Linked DNA regions of Homo sapiens: region 2 is linked to region 1. The links are chromatin loops, found by intact Hi-C in ENCODE. Cell type or tissue: HCT116. All regions are shown on one strand. Links, peaks and the distances in the headings refer to the core of each region. The heading gives the core; the rest is flanking DNA. Region 1 has its middle 27 kb from the start of DMRTB1. Region 2 overlaps NDC1 (NDC1 transmembrane nucleoporin).

Region 1 (9,581 bases), core at 733-8,732:
ACAGCCCGGGAGCCTGGCTCATTTTTGTTTCACAGGCACGCTCTCTCCCAACATGTTTTGCTCCTTTTCCAGGGGAACAGCCCATGCAAAAGTGTGGAAATGAGAGGGTGAGCCCTGGTGAGCAGAACACAGGGTAGTTCGGGCCAGTGGAGCAGGGTTGGGGGAGGGCAAGAGGGAGGCTGGAGAGGTCAGTGTACCACGACTGCCCAGGGGGCTGACTCCTGCAGAGAGGTCTGGATGGGCTCGTAGGGTGCCCCTGGACAAGTCACCCCCATCTCTGAGCCCATTCCACATCTGTAACTTCCTTCCTAGTGTGATAGTAAGAATCCCATGAGATAATACATTGTAACATGCTTAACGGGGCTCTTGGAATAGAGAATGTGCTGGATAAATATTAGCTGTTATAATAATGATGATGTTTCTTTGGCTTCCCCAGATTGCCTGATGTGAGCAAAGTGTAACTGAAATGGCAGAGACAGACTGGACATAAGTGTTTATCTCATCTCCTTCTAAACCCCATTAAGGTGATGATAAAGAAATAAAAGGAGCTGTCAGAACAGGAGAGGCGCTGATGGGAGATGGGAGCCAGCAGGAAGTGGAGCCTGGGCTGGTGGCAGAAGCAGCTGGAGACTGCCGAGGGGCACTGCCAGACATGGGCAGGGTCTCCCACAGAGCCCAGAAACACCCAGGACTCAGAGGCACCAAGTCCTGAGGAAGGTGGGAGACAGGGTGGAGTAAAAAGAGGGGACTGGGTTGGTTGACAGTCAGTGTAGGAGCTATTAGACTCCCTGGGGCCCCCCGAAAACCAAGCAGCTAGTCCTCCCTCCGCCACTCACATCCCACTCCCAGAAGACCAGTAGATGATGGTTTATCCTTCACAGAAACTGGACCAGAGGGGATTCTGATGCAGAAACACCAAGTGGCTATTTGGACAGGAAGGTGGAGATGCTTCTCTGGAAAAACTGGCCTCTAGAAATGGGCATTTTGAGCCCACCCCAAGAAGCTGACTTGCCCCTAGGTCACCCCAGTGAAGCTCATAGTCAACAAGCCTCACCCGTCCAATCAGGCTCACAGAGCTTCCCATTGGCTTTTTAGTGCCTCACTCTTATACCAGTCATCTACCAAGGATCACCAGGAACAAACAAACAAACAAAAGCTGGGGGAAACAGAGATAATGCAGGCAGCAGAAAAAAACCAAAACCAACAAACAGAAAAGATAACCAAAATTAAAGCTCTGATAGAAAGTTTGAAGGTAAGAGAGTAAGCACATAAATGAAAAATAGGGAAAAATTAATGAGAAGGTTTGAATATCAATCCAGGAAGTTGGTATCTGACCAATAAAAATTCCCGGCTGGGCGCAGTGGCTCGCACCTGTAATCCCAGCACTTTGGGAGGCCAAGGTGGGTGGATCACGAGGTCAGGAGTTCAAGACCAGCCTTGCCAAGATGGTAAAGCCCCATCTCTACTAAAAATACAAAAATTAGCCAGGCTTGGTGGCGGACACCTGTAATCCTAGCTACTTGAGAGGCTGAGGTAGGAGAATCGCTTGAACCTGGGAGATGGAGCTTGCAGTGAGCCAAGATCATGCCACTGCACTCCAGCCTGGGTGACAGAGCAAGACTCCATTTCAAAAAAAAAAAAGTTCCGGAAAGGGGGAAAAGAGAACATGGAGGAAAGAACGTTATCAAAGAAGCAACAGAAGAAAAATGTTGAAGACCAAGGGATATAAGCCACCAGCTTGACAGGGCTCACTGAGTGCCCAGTGCTACAGATTAAAAGGGCCCGTGCCAAGACATGGCATTCGAAAAGTTCTGAAGAGCAGGGATGAAGGAGGGATCCTAAAAGGAGAAGGAGGAGGAAAAAAAGAAAGCCTCTTACAAAAATATGAAACAGTATCTCATCACATTTCTCAAAGCAACACTGGGAGATAGAAAACTGTAGAGCAAAAGACTTAAAATTTTTCAATGAAAGCAATTTTTAATCCAGGATTCTATGCCCAGCTGAACTATTAATCAAGGGTGAGCATAGAATAAGGAATTTTCAGACGTGCGAAAACTACAAAAAAAAATTGTTTTCTTTTTTTTTTTTTGAGACAGGGTCTTACTCTGTCACCCAGGCTGGAGTGCAGTGGTGTGATCTCGGCTCACTGCAGCCTCCACCTCCCAGGCTCATGAACCTCCCACCTTGGCCTCCCCAGTAGCTGGGACTACAGGCGTGCACCACCACACAATTTTTGTTTTGTTTTGTTTTTTTAGAGACAGGGTTTCACCATGCTGCCCAAGCTGGTCTCAAATTGCTGAGCTCAAGTGATCCACTCGCCTGGCCTCCCAAAGTACTGGGATTATGGGTATTAGCCACCGCGCACTGCCAAAAAGAAGTATTTTCTAAATTTTTTTTCAAAAAGTTATCAGAGGAAAGCTCTCCTAAACTGAGGGAATAAGCCAAGACCTCTTGCAAACAAGGATCCCAGTGCAGGAGAGTGGCAAGCAGAGTCCAAGTGGACAGCTGGGTTGTAGGAAGTGGAGGGCTGGTCCAGGGCTAGCAGAGCCAGATGCTTGGATGCATTGGTGGGTATGAGAGTGATGTGAGAGGTGCTGGACGTCGCTATTAGAAGGTCTGGGGAAGAATTAGCAATAGAAACGTAGACAGCTAGGCCAGTGAGAAAACAGGCAATTATTAATTCCAGAAAACGGTAAAAGCATGAGGAAAAGAAACTAATCAGATTACAGTACTTGGATTAGTAAATATTTACATAATCATGACAACATAAATCCAGAATATCGATTTAGTGAAAACGTATGTGCTCTGACTACCAGGAGCTGGGGAAGAGGAAGTGTGGGAGCGTCGGGAGAAAGGCAGGTTCCCACTGCCCTGCCCAGGAAGCCCATAGAAATGTCTCTCGGAGGAGCGAGAAACAGCGATTTTTTGTTTGTTTGTTTTAGACGGAGTCTCACTCTGTTGCCCAGGCTGGAGTGCAGTGGCGCAATCTCGGCTCACTGCAAGCTCTGCCTCCCGGGTTCACGCCATTCTCCTGCCTCAGCCTCCTGAGTAGCTGGGACTACAGGCGCCCGCCACCACACCTCACTATTTTTTATATTTTTAGTAGAGACGGGGGAAACAGCGTTTTTAACATGCTGGACTGAGGTATGAAAGGGAAGACAGAAGCAGCTTGAGGACTTGAGCAGCTGCCTCTGGAAAGTGGAACTGGGTTGGAACTGGTTGAGATGGGGATAATTTGAGGACTGTTGGTTTTCTTTCTTGGCCAATAGTTCCATTAGATTTTTTGAAACAATGTGTTTATATTACTTTAGGAAAAATAAACATGAATGATCAGTAGGTATAATTAATCCATCCTGGCAGAGAAGACACGGAGGCTCAACAAGTCTAAGGGACTCGCACAAGACCCTGGCGTGGCCACGTCAGGATGGTGCCAGAGCCCTCCACTGCCAGGTCACTCTTGGTGCCAGTGACCAGAAGCATGATGGCAGGAAGGATGAACACTGGAACCTTACCACGCTGACTCTCAAGAGGCAAGTCCGCTTGACCCTCCAACCCTGGAAGAACAGCTTTTAAAAAGTTCCATCCATTTACAGTATGGCTGGTGAAGTCAGCTGAGTTCAGAAGAAATGTATGACCATAATTTTTATTTATTTGATCCAAAAGCTTTACTTTCAAAGAGAGGGATAAATATGAGACCAGGGGAAATTCTTCTCAATCATCATGAATTCCCAGGCCACAAAGCAGGGAGGACAATTTCCATAATATTCCACCTTATTCTGTACATGTTTCCAGGCAGCCTTTGATGCTGCAGCTTAGAAAGCAGCCCAGAGCCTCTTGCTCTAAAACAAATCAGCAGCTCCCCGCCTCCCCTTCCCCACCGCCTCCCCTTCCCCACTGCCTCCATCCCCACCCATTTCCACCAAATTTTGCAACCTCAGCTCCCACCCACCCCACTCCATTGCCTCCTTCCCAACCTGCATTCCAGTGGGGACAGCTTGACACTAGAGTGTGGTGTTCGGGGGGTGCCAGGGCTCCTGCCAGGAGTGGGTTCACAGAGTTCACCAGCCATGGGAGTCCTCAGGATGGTGGGAGACTTTCAAGTAAAAGGACAGTTGCAGAGCGGTGTGAGACACGCCCAGGCTCTCCCAGCCCCAGTTTAAGGTTCAAAGGCCTTGGTGAGGGCTCTGCCCCTCTGTACCTGAGCCCTGGCCCTCCTCCTGTCACTCAGCCTTCTCCCTGGCCCTGCTCTTTTCAGCCTTGCCTCTTGCTTCCAGGCCTTTGTCCGTGCTGTTCCTTCTGTCCGGAGCACTCTTCCTTCAAGCTTCCCAGGTGCAATGATCACATTGCACTCATTGCTTGCTGTAGGTGAGTGTCTCCCCTCTAGCCTGCGAGTCTCTCGGAGGCTGGACTGGTTGTAAATTCTCTCTGAGCACCCTGGGCACAGCAAGGGCCCCCCATGGGTTGATGCCTGTTAAACAAAGGAAGAAAGGGATAAATGTGACTTTGGGGCTCGGCAGCAGCAGTCCAGCCTCGTGCCCTTAACAAGCTACCTTCATCTATAGAGTGGCTTCTCATAGGGTTGTCTCACACCCAACCCTGCCTTCAGATCCACTTGGGGCAAGTACTCCAAATGCAGATTCCTGGCCTCCCCACAGAGCATCTAACATTGGAAGCCCCTGCACCAGGGCTGCATTTGGACTCAGTGCTCTTTCTGTGAGGAGACCGCCTTCTACTGGGCTGGTTTGTGTATCTGCAGCTCCTAACCCTGGTCCCGTGTGGTTTCTGACTGGGTACTCGCAGCAAATAGAGAAGAAACAGCCCACCCTAGCCCCAGAGCCCAGAGTGCAGCCTTCCCTGCAGCGGGGATTTTCAGGCAGGTGAGCGTGAAAGCATGCAGTGGCCTGTGCCTCAGTTTCCTCACCAACATAGTCCTGGTGACTTCCCACGTGCTTGTGGAGGTCGGGCTGGTGAATAAATATCCTCGGAGCTGGGAGGCGTCCTTACAGGCAAGAGCACTCACGGGGCCCCACGGGGCATGGGTGGGGCCGGGCAGGGAGGCATAGGCCCCGTGGGCCCTCTCTCAGCCCGTGCCTCCCATCCACCCCTCCACTTCCACACCACCTGGGTGAGGAGGGCACCACCACGGACCAACGGAAATGGGGGCCTAGAGGGCACTGGCAGGACTGGCCGCAAGTCTCTGATGGAGGACAGGAGAGACCCTGCTTCATGGAAACTCAAAATTGTCATCGCAGCTCACATCCCCTTGGAAACACATTGAGTAAAGACGAGAGCGTCCCAGTCTCCGCTTGGAGGAGGGCTTGGGCTAGGTCCTGGCGCCCCCTCGCGGCCACTCCTTTGCCTTCCCCACAAGCCCCTGGCCATAAATAAACCAAGTCGTCAGGGAAGATTGGAACCCAAAGAACCTTGGAGGCTGCTGATCCCCGCTGGCCCCCACAGACCCCTTCCCTCGTCTCTTCCTCCCTATTTCTGTCCTCCTGGTGATAGCCTAATTTGTAAAGGATGTGTTGACACTCACTTGTCTCTTACCACCTCACGATCACTCCAATACCCTTCTTGTTCTCTTTAGTGCCACTCTCAGCCCACTACTCGGAACCCAGGCCTCTCCCGCCTGTCCCGGCTTTCTTTCCATCCCCCGGCTGCCTCCTTTTCAGGCTTCCGTCCCTGTCCGCAGGCACCCTGCCCCTTAGGACTGCACACCACATCTGCGCGGACAGCATCCGCTCTCCATCCCCAGTGCAGGGTGCCCTCCTGAGCTCAGCCCCAGGAAGCTGCCCCCCACCCCTTCTGCAGCTTCTCACAGACATTCCTGCTCAGCACCCCAAAACCCTTCTCCTACTTTCCCATCTCAGCACATCACCCACTTAGGCCAGAGATCCGGGTGCTGTCCTGATTCTTGGCTGAGACTCCCCTAAGAAGGGGTCTCACAGGCTCCAAATGGCACCTGGGTCTCCAGAGCCAGCTCAGCAGACAGCACATCTCATCCCTGTTAGCTGGCTGCATACACTGGGTGTGCTGAGTCTCCCGGAGGTAGAGGCGAGTGGGACAAAGTGAAACTGCGTCCTCCTGACCAACAGACAGGGATGGGAGCTGGCCCGGCCCAGGCCCGGCATGGCCTCACCATACACTGTGCCTGCGCTCCCTGGACTCCAGGCCTCCGAAGATGCTGTTCCTTCTGCCTGGGACACCCTTCTGTACAATACTAATGCCTTCTTGCTCCTTGACACCAAGCCCGTGTGTCACTTTTTGGGAAGCATTCACTGATGCCCAGGCTGGTAGCCTCTAAGGCATGATCCCGTGCGACCTGGCCCCTGCCTCTCAGCCCTGGGGAGTTTCTATTAGCTCCTCAAATATGAAAACCTTGTTCCCGCCTGAGAGCCTTTACACATGCCACTTTTTCTGCTGGGACCCACCTCTGTCTACCCTGTCCCTTGTTTCCACCAAGGAAAGCTTCCCTGCCTCTTCCAGCAGATCAGGGTCCTCCCATGTCCCCCAGACCCAGTCTCCCTGAATCTCAGTGCTGCTCCTCGGGGGTCAGTCTGCACACATCTGTCTCCTATAGAAATAACGATAACCCTTCCCAGCACCTGCTCTCCCACTGAGGCCTAAGCACTTTGCATACATTCATCCTTTATCACATGTCATAACCCCATCGTTACCCTTGTTTACAGATGGGGAAGTGAGGTCCTATGTCCTCCATCCAAAGCCTGAGTCGAGCACACGATCTGTGCCGGGGAGGGCTTCCCGACCCAGAGCTCTGACAGAACAGACGCCTCCAAATCTTGTTTAAATGGAAAGCAGCCTCGGGGCCGTTCCCACCACTGCCAGCCCTGGATGAAGGCCGGGCAGCCCCTTTCATGCTCTTTATTCTTTTGAACAAATTGTGAGTTTTACAGGATATCCAAGGCCTGTGGTGGCAAACACATGTTCCCATGGTGAGAACCATTGGACCTGCTGGGCACAGGGCTGTGAGTGCAGCTGAATGGCCACCCAGGCCCCTCCTGCCCCTGCTCTGCTGCACCTGGGCCCCCTTGAGCAGGGCCACATCCTAGCTGCCCCATTGGCCACTTCAGAGAGAGGACACAGCTCCCCTACCCCACCCTGGTGTCCCCTTCACACCCCTGGCTCCCACACTCACGGGCCTGACCCCCTCCCACCTCTGCAGAGGCTGCAGCCTCACAGCAGCCCAGGAAAGGGCACTGCTATCATTCCACTCGCAGAGAAGCCAGCTTAGAGAAGGGGAGGTAACTTGCCTGAGGTCACACAGCTGGGTCGGGAAGAAGCTGCGAATTAGAACTCAGGTCTCCTGGCTGCAAAGCTGATGCTCCCCACAACAGCATCATCTATGCCACCAAGGCCAAGAAAGCAGAAAGGTCTGTGTCCCTTGTGCCCTTCGCGTTGCCCTGCATTTACACTGAAAAAGCTGGAAGCGCTTGGAGGCAGAGATGCTGCATTCCAGGCCTGGCTCTGCTCCTCGGGAAGTCACTCACCTCCCCAGGCCTTGGTTTCCCCTTCTGAAAACAAGGAGGATGAACCTGCGCTGTGTAGCCCCCATGCTTCAAAGAACGCAGCCTGGCTGAGTGGCCTCAGGCACTGTCACCTTTCCCGGGTCACACCGCTCTGGATGGTGCCTGTTAGTAAGAAGGTTCTCCACATCCTCCTTCCACCACTTTTGCAGGTAGCCCTCAGGAGCATCCATAACAGCTGAGGATGTTTTAATCTAACGTGCATTCTCCAGCCACAACTTTGATTTTCAAAATAAAGTAACAAGTGCCCCCTAAAAACTGTGAAACTATATAGACTCAAAACGAGCAACCCCCTCTTTTCTGAGGGCCATATTTGGGGAGAACCTCTTGCCTCATATTGAAGCACATGTAGTAGCTGCCCTTCCTCAAGGGCCTAGGGGAGTGCTCTGGCTGCCGGAGGCCTCCTCTGGGGCTTGGATCCTAACACACTTTGAAGCCTGGGGCGTGTTCGGACCTGCTTGGCATGACATTCAAGGCCCTTCCGGCATCTGTTCTCCAACCGCTTCCAGCGCATCTCTTGCCCCACCCTCTCACCCTGTGCTCCAGCCACATCTGCTGGAGTCCCTCCCTTAGCCCCCCAGGAATACTTTGCCCTCAAGGGGACAGATGTTTGGAGGGGAGGGCTACAGAGCCCAGTGGGTTGGGGCAGGCATCTGAGAAGATGCCATCAAGCTGAACCAGAATGAGGACGAGCCAGGCAAGGAGAGCATTCCTGGGAGAGGAAACGGTAGGAGCAAAGGCCCAAGGTGGGGACGAGCTCAAAGGAATGGAGAAAGGCCAGTGTGGCTGGCATGCGGGGGGTGAGAGAAAGGAAGGGGAGTAGCAGGTGTGGGGAGAGGTGGACCAACAAGGACCTGGGCAGTGACATCCACAGCAGCCCTGCTCCCCGCAGCGTAACCTGCATGCCCACATGCCAGAGGAAGAGCACGAGAACCCCAGGATGCCCCCAGAGTACCCTGTAGCAGAGAAGGCAGCAGCACACAACACCACACCATGGGTGAATGTGAGCAACGTCATATTCAGTGAGGAAGCCTCGCCCCAAAGACTACATCCTAAAACAGCTGTTCAAAAGACCATCTAGGCATACACATGGATGCAATGAAATCCAACAAGCAAAGCAAGTGCAGGAGGCAAAGGGATTCCGGGTTCTGGCTGCTGAGGCCGGAGAGGTGAGAGTCAATGGGGGTCCGCTGGCTGGAGGTCAGATACTGTCCGGGCCTGGATTTTTGTCTGGAGCAATGGATTCATGGGTGCTTATCACATTATTAAAAACAAACAAACAAACAAGTGAAGGTGTCCTGGACCAATGATGAGTGTCTCTCATGTACCAACCTGGTGGGGGCCAGATGGCTCCAAATCTCAAGGCCCAGGCCAAGGGTCAGGGGGTTATTTGAAGAGCAGTAGAGGCCATTGGTGGGTTGGGGGCAGGGGACTGACCTGATGCGTGTCGTGTGGGGGTGGTTACTCTCCCTCTGCAGGTCACAAGCAGATGCAGCCTCCACCCTGCTCCGTGTGCAGGGGGCTGACCCCCACAGACAGCATCTCCTGGGCTCCTGCACTCTCTGGCTTCCAGTAGGAGACCAGCAGGCAGGAGGTAACAGAATTTGGAATTCTCCTCTGAAAGGTACATGGCTATACCTTGTACCATCTGCCAGTAGATAAGAGGCATGGTGCTGGCAGGACCTCTGGATTTCCGAGGATGCGTACACCACACCTGGGAGTGCGGCTCTGACCTACTTCCTGGGAAACTGGTGAGGCTGCCAGTTTTGGAGGGGCTCCAAGTAAGAAAGGGCTGTGCATTAGGTCTGGCTACAGTGCGAGCTGCCCTGACACACAGACCTTGTGACCCAGCAGATCCAAGGGAGCGTGGAATGTCTTAGGCAGGTTGGGTGGCAGGTGGGAGTGACGTGCCCCCAGTGTCACAGCACAGAGCCCTCTGCCTTGGAGCCCTGATGCTCTACTCATCAGCTGCTCTTCCGCATTAGAAAGGCAGCTGAGTCTGGCTACTGGCCCTGGTAGAGACCGACCTCTATGGCC
Region 2 (8,000 bases), core at 1-8,000, 320 kb before region 1:
GCTGTGAATCCATCTGGTCCTGGACTTTTTTTTGTTGGTAATTTTAAAATTACCATTTCAATCTCACTGCTTGTTATTGGTCTGTTCAGGTTATCTGATTCTTCCTGATTTAAGCTAGGAAGGTTGTATTTTTCCAGGAATTTATCTGTCTCTTCTAGGTTTGGCAGTTTATGTGCGTAAAGGTGTTGTTCATAGTAGTTGTGAACAATCTTTCATATTTCAGTGGTGTCAGTTGTAATATCTCCTGTTTTGTTTCTTAGTGAGGTTATTTGGATTTTCTCTCTTCTTTTTTTGGTTAATCTTGCTAATGGTCTATCAGTTTTACTTATCTTTTCAAAGAACCAGCTTTTTGTTTCATTTATCTTTTGTATTTTTGTTGTTGTTTTTGTTTCAAATTCATTTAGTTCTGCTCTGATCTCAGTTATTTCCTTTTTTCAGCTGGGTTTGGGTTTGATTTGTTATTTCTCTAGTTCCTTGAGGTGTGACCTTAGAATGTCAGTTTGTGCTCTTTCACTCTTTTTGATGTAGGTGCTTAGGGCTATGAACTTTCCTCTTAGCACCGCCTTTGCTGTATCCCAGAGGTTTTGATAGGTTGTGTCATTATTGTCATTCAGTTCAAAAAATTATTTTTTATTTATTTATTTATTTATTTTTTGAGACGGAGTCTTGCTCTGTTGCCCAGGCTGGAGTGCGATGGCGCGATCTTGACTCACTGCAAGCTCCACCTCCCGGGTTCACGCCATTCTCCTTCCTCAGCCTCCTGAGTAGCTGGAACTACAGGTGCCCGCCACCACGCCCGGCTACATTTTTTTGTATTTTTAGTAGAGACGGGGTTTCACAGTGTTGGCCAGGATGGTCTCGATCTCCTGACCTCGTGATCCACCCGCCTTGGCCTCCCAAAGTGCTGGGATTACAGGCATGAGCCACTGCGCCCAGCCAAAAAATTTTTTAATTTCCATCTTGATTTAGTTTTTGACCCAGTGCTCATTCAGGAGCAGATTATTTAATTGCCATGTATTTGCATGGTTCTGAAGGTTTCTTTTGGAGTTGATTTCCAGTTTTATTCCACTGTGATCTGAGAGAGTGCTTGATATAATTTCAGTTTTCTGAAATTTATTGAGGTTTGTTTTATGGCCTATCATATGGTCTATCTTGGAGAAAGTTCCATGTGCTGTTGAATAGAATGTGTATTCTATGGCTGTTGGATGAAATGTTCTGTATCTATCTGTTAAGTCCATTTGTTCCAGGTATAGTTTAAATCCATTGTTTTTTTGTTGACTTTCTGTTCTCATAACCTATCTAGTGTCGTCAGTGGATTATTGAAGTCCCCCACTATCGTGTTGCTGTCTATCTCATTTCTTAGGTCTGTTAGTAATTGTTTTATAAATTTGGGAGCTCCAATGTTAGATGCATATATGTTTAGGATTGTGATATTTTCCTGTTGGACGAGACCTTTTAACATTATATAATGTCCCTCTTTGTCTCTTTTAACTGCTGTTGCTTTAAAATTTGTTTTGTCTGATATAAGAATAGCTACCTCTGCTTGCTTTTAGTGTCCACTTGCATGAAATGCCTTTTTCCACCCTTTTACTTTAAGTTTATGTGGGTCCTTGTGTGTTAGGTGAGTCTCCTGAAGGCAGCAGATGGTTAGTTGGTGAGTTCTTATCCATTCTGTGGTTCTGTATCTTTTAAGTGGAGGATTTAGGCCATTTACATTCAATGTTAGTATTGAAATATTAGGTACCATCGAATTCACCATGCTTTTTGTTGCCTGTGTACTTGTTTGTTTGCTTTTTGTTTTTGCTTTTCAACATGTATTTTTGTTTTATAGGTCCTGTTTGATTTATGCTTTAAAGAGGTTCTGTTTTGATGTGTTTCCAGAATTTGTTTCAAGATTTAGAGCTCCTTTTAGCAGTTCTTGTAATGGTGGCTTGGTAATGGCGAATTCTCTCAGCATTTATTTGTCTGAAAAAGGCTGTATGTTTTCTTCATATATGATGCTTAGTTTCGCTGGATACAAAATTCTTGGCTGATAATTGTTTTGTTGGAGGAGGCTGAAGATAGAGCCCCAATCCCTTCTAGCTTGTCGGGTTTCTGCTGATAAATCTGCTGTTAATCTGATAGGTTTTCCTTTATAGGTTACCTGGTGCTTCTGTCTCACAGCTCTTAAAGATCCTTTCCTTCGTCTTAACTTTGGATAACCTGATGACAGTGTGCCTAGGCAAAGATCTTTTTGTGATGAATTTTTCAGGTGTTCTTTGGTGCTTCTTGTATTTGGATGTCTAGGTCTAGCAAGGCCAGGGAAGTTTTCCTTGATTATTCCCCCATATATGTTTTCCAAGCATTTAGAATTCTCTTCTTCCTCAGGAACATCGATTATTCTTAAGTTTGGTCGTATAACATAATCCCAGACTTCTTGGAGACCTTGTCCATATTCTCCTTTTTTTTCTTTGTCTTTGTTGGATTGGGTTAATTTGAAGATCTTGTCTTCAAGCTTTGAATTTCTTCTACTTGTTAAATTCTATTGCTGAGACTTTCCAGAGCATTTCGCATTTCTAAAAGTGAATCCAAAGTTTCCTGAATTTTTTATTGTTTTTTCTTTAAGCTATCTATTTCTATGAATATTTCTCCCTTCACTTCTTGTATCATTTTTTGGATTTCCTTGCATTGGGCTTCGCCTTTCTCTGGTCCCTCCCTGATTAGCCTAATAACTAACCTCCTGAATTCTTTTTCAGGTTAAGTCAGGGATTTCTTCTTGGTTTGGATCCATTACTGGTGAACTAGTGTGATTTTTTTTGGGGGTGTTGAAGAGCCTTGTATAGTCATATTACCAGGGTTGGTTTTCTGGTTCCTTCTCATTTGGGTAGGCTCTGTCAGAGGGAAGGTCTAGGGCTGAAGGCTGTTGTTCACATTCTTTTGTCCCACGAGGTGTTCCTTTGATGCAGTACTCTCCGCCTTTTCCTATGGATGTGGCTTCCTGTGAGCCGAACTGCAGTGATTGTTGTTTCTCTTCTGGGTCTAGCCACCCAGCGAGTCTGCCTGTCTCTGGGCTGATACTGGGGGTTGTCTGCACAGAGTCCTGTGATGTGAACTGTTTCTGGGTCTCTCAGGCATGGATACCAGTGCGTGTTCCAGTGGAGGTGGTGAGGGGGTGCAGTGGACTCCATGAGGGTTCTTAGCTTTGGTGGTTTAATGCTCTACTTTTGTGCTGATTGGGCCTCCTGCCAGGAGGTGGCGCTTTCCGGAAAACCTCAGCTGTAGTAGTGTGGAGAGGGACTGGCAGTGGGTGGGGCCCTAGAACTCCCAAGATTATATGTCCTTTGTATTGAGGTAGGGAAGGACCATCAGGTGGGGGTGGGGATAGGCGAGTCTGAGCTCAGACTCTCCTGGGTCAGTTTTTGCTGCAGCTGCTGTGGGGAATGGGAGTTAGATTCCTAGGTCACTGGAGTTGTGTGCCTAGGAGGATTATGGCTGCCTCTGCTGAGTCATGCAGGCTGTCAGGGAAGTGGGGGAAAGTGGCAGTCACAGGCCTCACCCAGGTCCCATGCAAACCAAAGGGCCAGTCTCACTCCCACCGCCCTGCAACAGCCCTGAGTCTGTTTCCAGGTGGAAGGCCAGATGGGCTTGAAAACTTGCCCTGGGCTACCCGCCTCCCAGCTGGGAGAGAAAAGAGCTTGGTTCTTGCCCCACCTGTGGAGTCTACACATTAGATTTGCCCTCTCCCCCAAGTTCTGGCCAGGAGGCTTCTTGCCCCATTTAAATTGTTACAAAGTTCAGCTGGAGATTTCCTTTTCCCTGTGGAGTTTTACTCCCTGCTCCTCTGGTCAACCTTCTGATGGATCCCTGTGGTGCCAGGCAGGAATGGCCTGCTAGGGAGTGCAGCAAGCTCCCAGGGCCTTTCTGCTGCTTCCTCTACCCCTGTATTTCGCTTGACTCTCTAAACTGGTTCAGCTCCAGGTAAGGTCAGAAACTTCTCCCACAGACAGACCTTCACCTTCTCCAGTGGGGGTGTGTGTTCAGAAGAGGAGGGTCTTCCTTTTCCACTTCCACAGTTGGGGCACTCACAGTATTTGGGGTGTCTCCCGGGTCCTCAGGAGCAGTCTGCTTCCTTCAGAGGGTCTGTGGGTCCTCTTGTGATTGCTGGTTTGTTCTTGCAGTCGATCTGGAGCTAAAAATCACAACACAAGCATCTGCAAGCTGCCCTGTTTGGAGCTGCAATCTAGTCCTGCCACCCATCTGCCATCATGATTAGTAGTGTCTCTTTTCTTTTAGAGATGGGGTCTTGCTATGTTGCCCAGGCTAGTCTTGAACTCTTGGCCTCAAGTGATCCTCCCACCTTGGCCTCCCAGAGTACTGGGATTATAGGCATGAGCCATCACGCTCAGCCTCATTGCAATGTATTGACCTACTACATACAGTCAGCCTGGTTGTTCCTCTAGAGTTGTTTATTTGGGCTATTTTTGTGACTATGATCATTTCCATGATTTGCTCTTTCTCCTATAACTTCATTTATGTTCAATTCAAATTTCGTTTTCAGCATTATCACTTTTCATTTCTTTGTTGCACTTTGATTTTTTTTTTTTTTGCCAGTTTCTTCTTTTTTTTAATTAAAACCATTTTATTTTTTATGGAACGCTTCATGAATTTGCATGTCATCCTTGCGCAGGGGTCATGCGCAATTCCCCTTTTAGTATGCGCAATTCCAATTTTAGTATATGTGCTGCTGAAGCAAGCACTACTTTCCTGTTTTAGCTATTCATTTTTTAAAAGTATCATTTGGATTTATTGTGGGAAACAAGGAGGCAACACAACTACATGCTTTGCTGTCTGTGTCTGTACTGAATAACAGATCCAAGTGACCAATCAGCAACAGACTTTGAGAGAATTGATGGGATTGGGTCACAGATTATAATGCACATCGGTTATCTACATATTGATTTGTGTCCTGAAAAGTTAGAAGTGCTATATGCAGTTGCTTATAGTTAATATACCACAGTAACTAGAGTTTGAACTGCATTTTTGGGTGACTGGTATTTTTTAACTAAACCATGGTAACTGAAATGTGTATATATCAGAACTGTACAAAGCAAAGACTGCCTGTGTTAATAAGTACTGTCTTTTCCTACTCATTCCTAATAAGTCTAACATTTTGACTGAGGTCTTGGTGTCTGTGTGGCCATGTCATTGACCTTATATTCTAAAGCTTGACTAAAACTTGTTTTATAACTTTTTATGTTCATAGCTTGGTATTTTTTCCCTTCAGGCTATATTCCCAAAGCTTGGATTAGCACTGCTATGAACCTTCACATAGATGAGTAAGTGATACCTAAAAAGTCTAATTTTAACTCTGTTTCCATTCTTTTAGATGTTTGCTATTTTCCAGATATTTTGTTTAGATTTTGCCTTTAACATTTTTTTAAAAATTGTATTCATTTTTGAATACATATAGTTTATATGGTTTAAAATTCCAAAGGTGTATAAAAGGGTAAAATTAGCAGGACTTGGTGGTACTTGCCTGTAGTCCCAGCTACTTGGGAGGTTGAGGCAGGAGGATCGCTTGAGCCCAGGAGTTCAAGGATGCGGTGAGCTATAATTGTGCCACTGCACTCCAGCCTAGGCAATAGAGCGAGACCCTGTCTCAAAAAGAAAATAATAATAATAGGGTATAAAATGAAAAAGTCTCCTCCTCTGTCTCCACTCACCCAGTTCTCCGCAGAAGTAAGCAATGATAATTGTTCTTAGATGCAGCTTTTATACTATACAAAAGTGGCTTTCTCGAGTTGCATGGACCAGGCCTCTGTTTCGTTTTTCTCCCCAACAATCATTCCTTCTCTGGTGTCTCATGATATATACCAATGCTGTGGCATTATTCTAATTTAGCCTATGAGAGGAAACCAAAATTGAGCAAGGTCAGGTAATCAGTTGAAGGTCACAAGTGGCAGTCAAGTGACAGCACGGTTGTATATTGTTGTAGTAATCTTCTATGCACTTTGCACATAAAGGTTTAATCTGTATTTGCCGAATAAAAGTCAGTCTCTCTCAGTGTTTGTTCTTATTGTATATTCCACTGTGAGGGTTTTTGTTTCATATATGGAATTCACTAATATCAGTTTTAGGGAGTGGGAATATTGACATACATGGTATTTAAGAGATATTATGGTTTCTCACTTTTCAAAGTTTCTAGGCAAAATTTAGTTTTGTCTTCTGCTTACTTGCTAGGTATGAAACCAAACGCATGAGTCATTTATTGTTTTAGCCCAGATTTTAAACTAGGTGAAATGGAAAGAGAAAAATAATAATGGCATTTGATAGAAATTTAACAATATTTTTTTCTTCCTTGCACTCAAAAAATGTTTTGTGTATATGGCTGAGTGCCTGATAATCTGTCCTTCATTTATGTCAGGGCCTCAGTAAAATGTTTACTTAGAAGTTAAAAATAACTTCATCATTGGTTGACTCCCCCAGTGAATGTCAAGCACTGTGCTGGGCACTCCTAATGTAAGCTGTTTTAAAAATTGTAATAGGACTAAGAGGAAGAATGAACATATTATGCCACTCTTATATGGATGAGGAAACCGCTGGTGGGATAGGTGGAGTGATTTACCTAATCACAACACTTAGAAATGGCAGAGTCAGGTTCCAATCCTGGTTTTCATAATTGCTGGTTGTAGGATTATAATAACTTTGCTAATTGATCTAGTCAAAGTTTTGGAAAGATGGCAGCATTAGCTTTACTTAGCAGTCTAACAGAGTGTCTTAAATTGCTTTAACATTGTTTAGTAGCATGTGCTTTTAACGACTATGAATCTGTGGTTTATAGGGCATAAGGATAAAGCTGAAATCTGGTCCAGGAGAAGTACTAGTCATGTTTAATGGTTTTGAGGTATTAGACTACAAAGCAACAATAATAAACTTTCACCCAGCTGCTCGTAGTGAGGCTTATAGGCTTAGCTCATTCCTCCTTCGTAGTAAAAGTCAGTGAAGATTTTGAACACAGGAAACTGTAGCCCCGATTTAGGTCTGTTCTTCCCTTAAAGCTCCCTCATGTACCTCATAAGAAAGTATTAGGGAAAGAGCTTTATAAAGATATCGAAGGAGAGGAGTCTGTCAACATTGTTATTTAGACATAATATTTGTGTCTCAATGTGGAGACTTAAGTGTGTTAATATTTAGATTGCATTTTTCCTAGAGGATTAATAGTAATTTCTGCATTCACAGGCAGGTTCATAGGCCACTTGACACAGTGAGTGGCCTCTTAAATCTCTCGTTACTCTACCATGTCTGGCTGTGTGGTGTCTTTCTCCTGACGACTTGGTATGTCTCATGGATACTCTTCAAAATCTATGCCACAGAGGTATGTTTTTTAAAATATTTTTTCTTAATACTTTTGTGTTTTGGAGTGCACAGTTGATTTTTAGCAGAGCACACTGATCAGCACACGCAAAACCATTTCCGTAAGCTGGTTTTTGGTCTCTCTTCTGAGACTCTTGGGGCCATATCATTTGTAACCACCATTTATGTGGTATTTTTTTTCAGAGGAACAGTGTGGATATTCACTTAATTTTTGGAGATTAAACTGAATGGACTGCCACTATGCTTTATTGACATCCTAGTTGTCTTCTGGGGGCTTCCATTTCTCTACTGAGTACATACTAAATGGACTTGAATTTTAAATTAATTTTCCATGTCATTGGCATAGCTACTATTAAAATATTTAAATATGTGGCAGTAAGAATTTTTTTTTTTTTTTTTTTTTTTTTTTTGAGATAGGGTCTCGCTCTGTCACCCAGGCTGGAGGGCAGTGGCCTGATCTTGGCTCACTGCAACGTCTGCCTCCCAGGTTCAAGTGATTCTCCCACCTCAGCTTCCCGAGTAGCTGGGACTACAGGCGTGTGCCACCATGCCCGGCTAATTTTTTTTGAATTTTAGTAGAGACAGGGTTTCACCATGTTGGCCAGGTTGGTGCCGAACTCCTGACCTCAAAATGATCTGTCCTCGAC

The links. Peaks named below come from ENCODE experiments on the same cell type or tissue, not always from the same donor. Only the 100,000 strongest peaks of a DNase experiment are listed, where the experiment ranks them.
Region 2: it touches region 1 in a loop (3.0-fold over the local background); 3 of 110 quality-filtered maps call a loop at or near these places.

Annotation. Positions count from the first base shown.
Region 1 is chr1:53,481,399-53,490,979 of GRCh38, reverse strand. No RefSeq gene overlaps it. Among named protein-coding and RNA genes, the nearest start is that of DMRTB1, 27 kb to the right of the region's middle. RefSeq lists an enhancer at 6,533-7,153. In HCT116, for the core only: a CTCF peak has its summit at 5,349 (motif pointing left); a DNase peak (open chromatin) is centred at 5,319.
Region 2 is chr1:53,807,010-53,815,009 of GRCh38, reverse strand. NDC1 (NDC1 transmembrane nucleoporin) reads left to right here. Exons shown (of 18, transcript NM_018087.5): 7 at 5,264-5,315; 8 at 7,219-7,354. It also overlaps the pseudogene LOC124904725. Among named protein-coding and RNA genes, the nearest start is that of NDC1, 27 kb to the left of the region's middle. RefSeq lists an enhancer at 2,937-3,471. In HCT116, for the core only: a CTCF peak has its summit at 3,237 (motif pointing right); a DNase peak (open chromatin) is centred at 3,249; H3K27ac peaks cover 572 bases.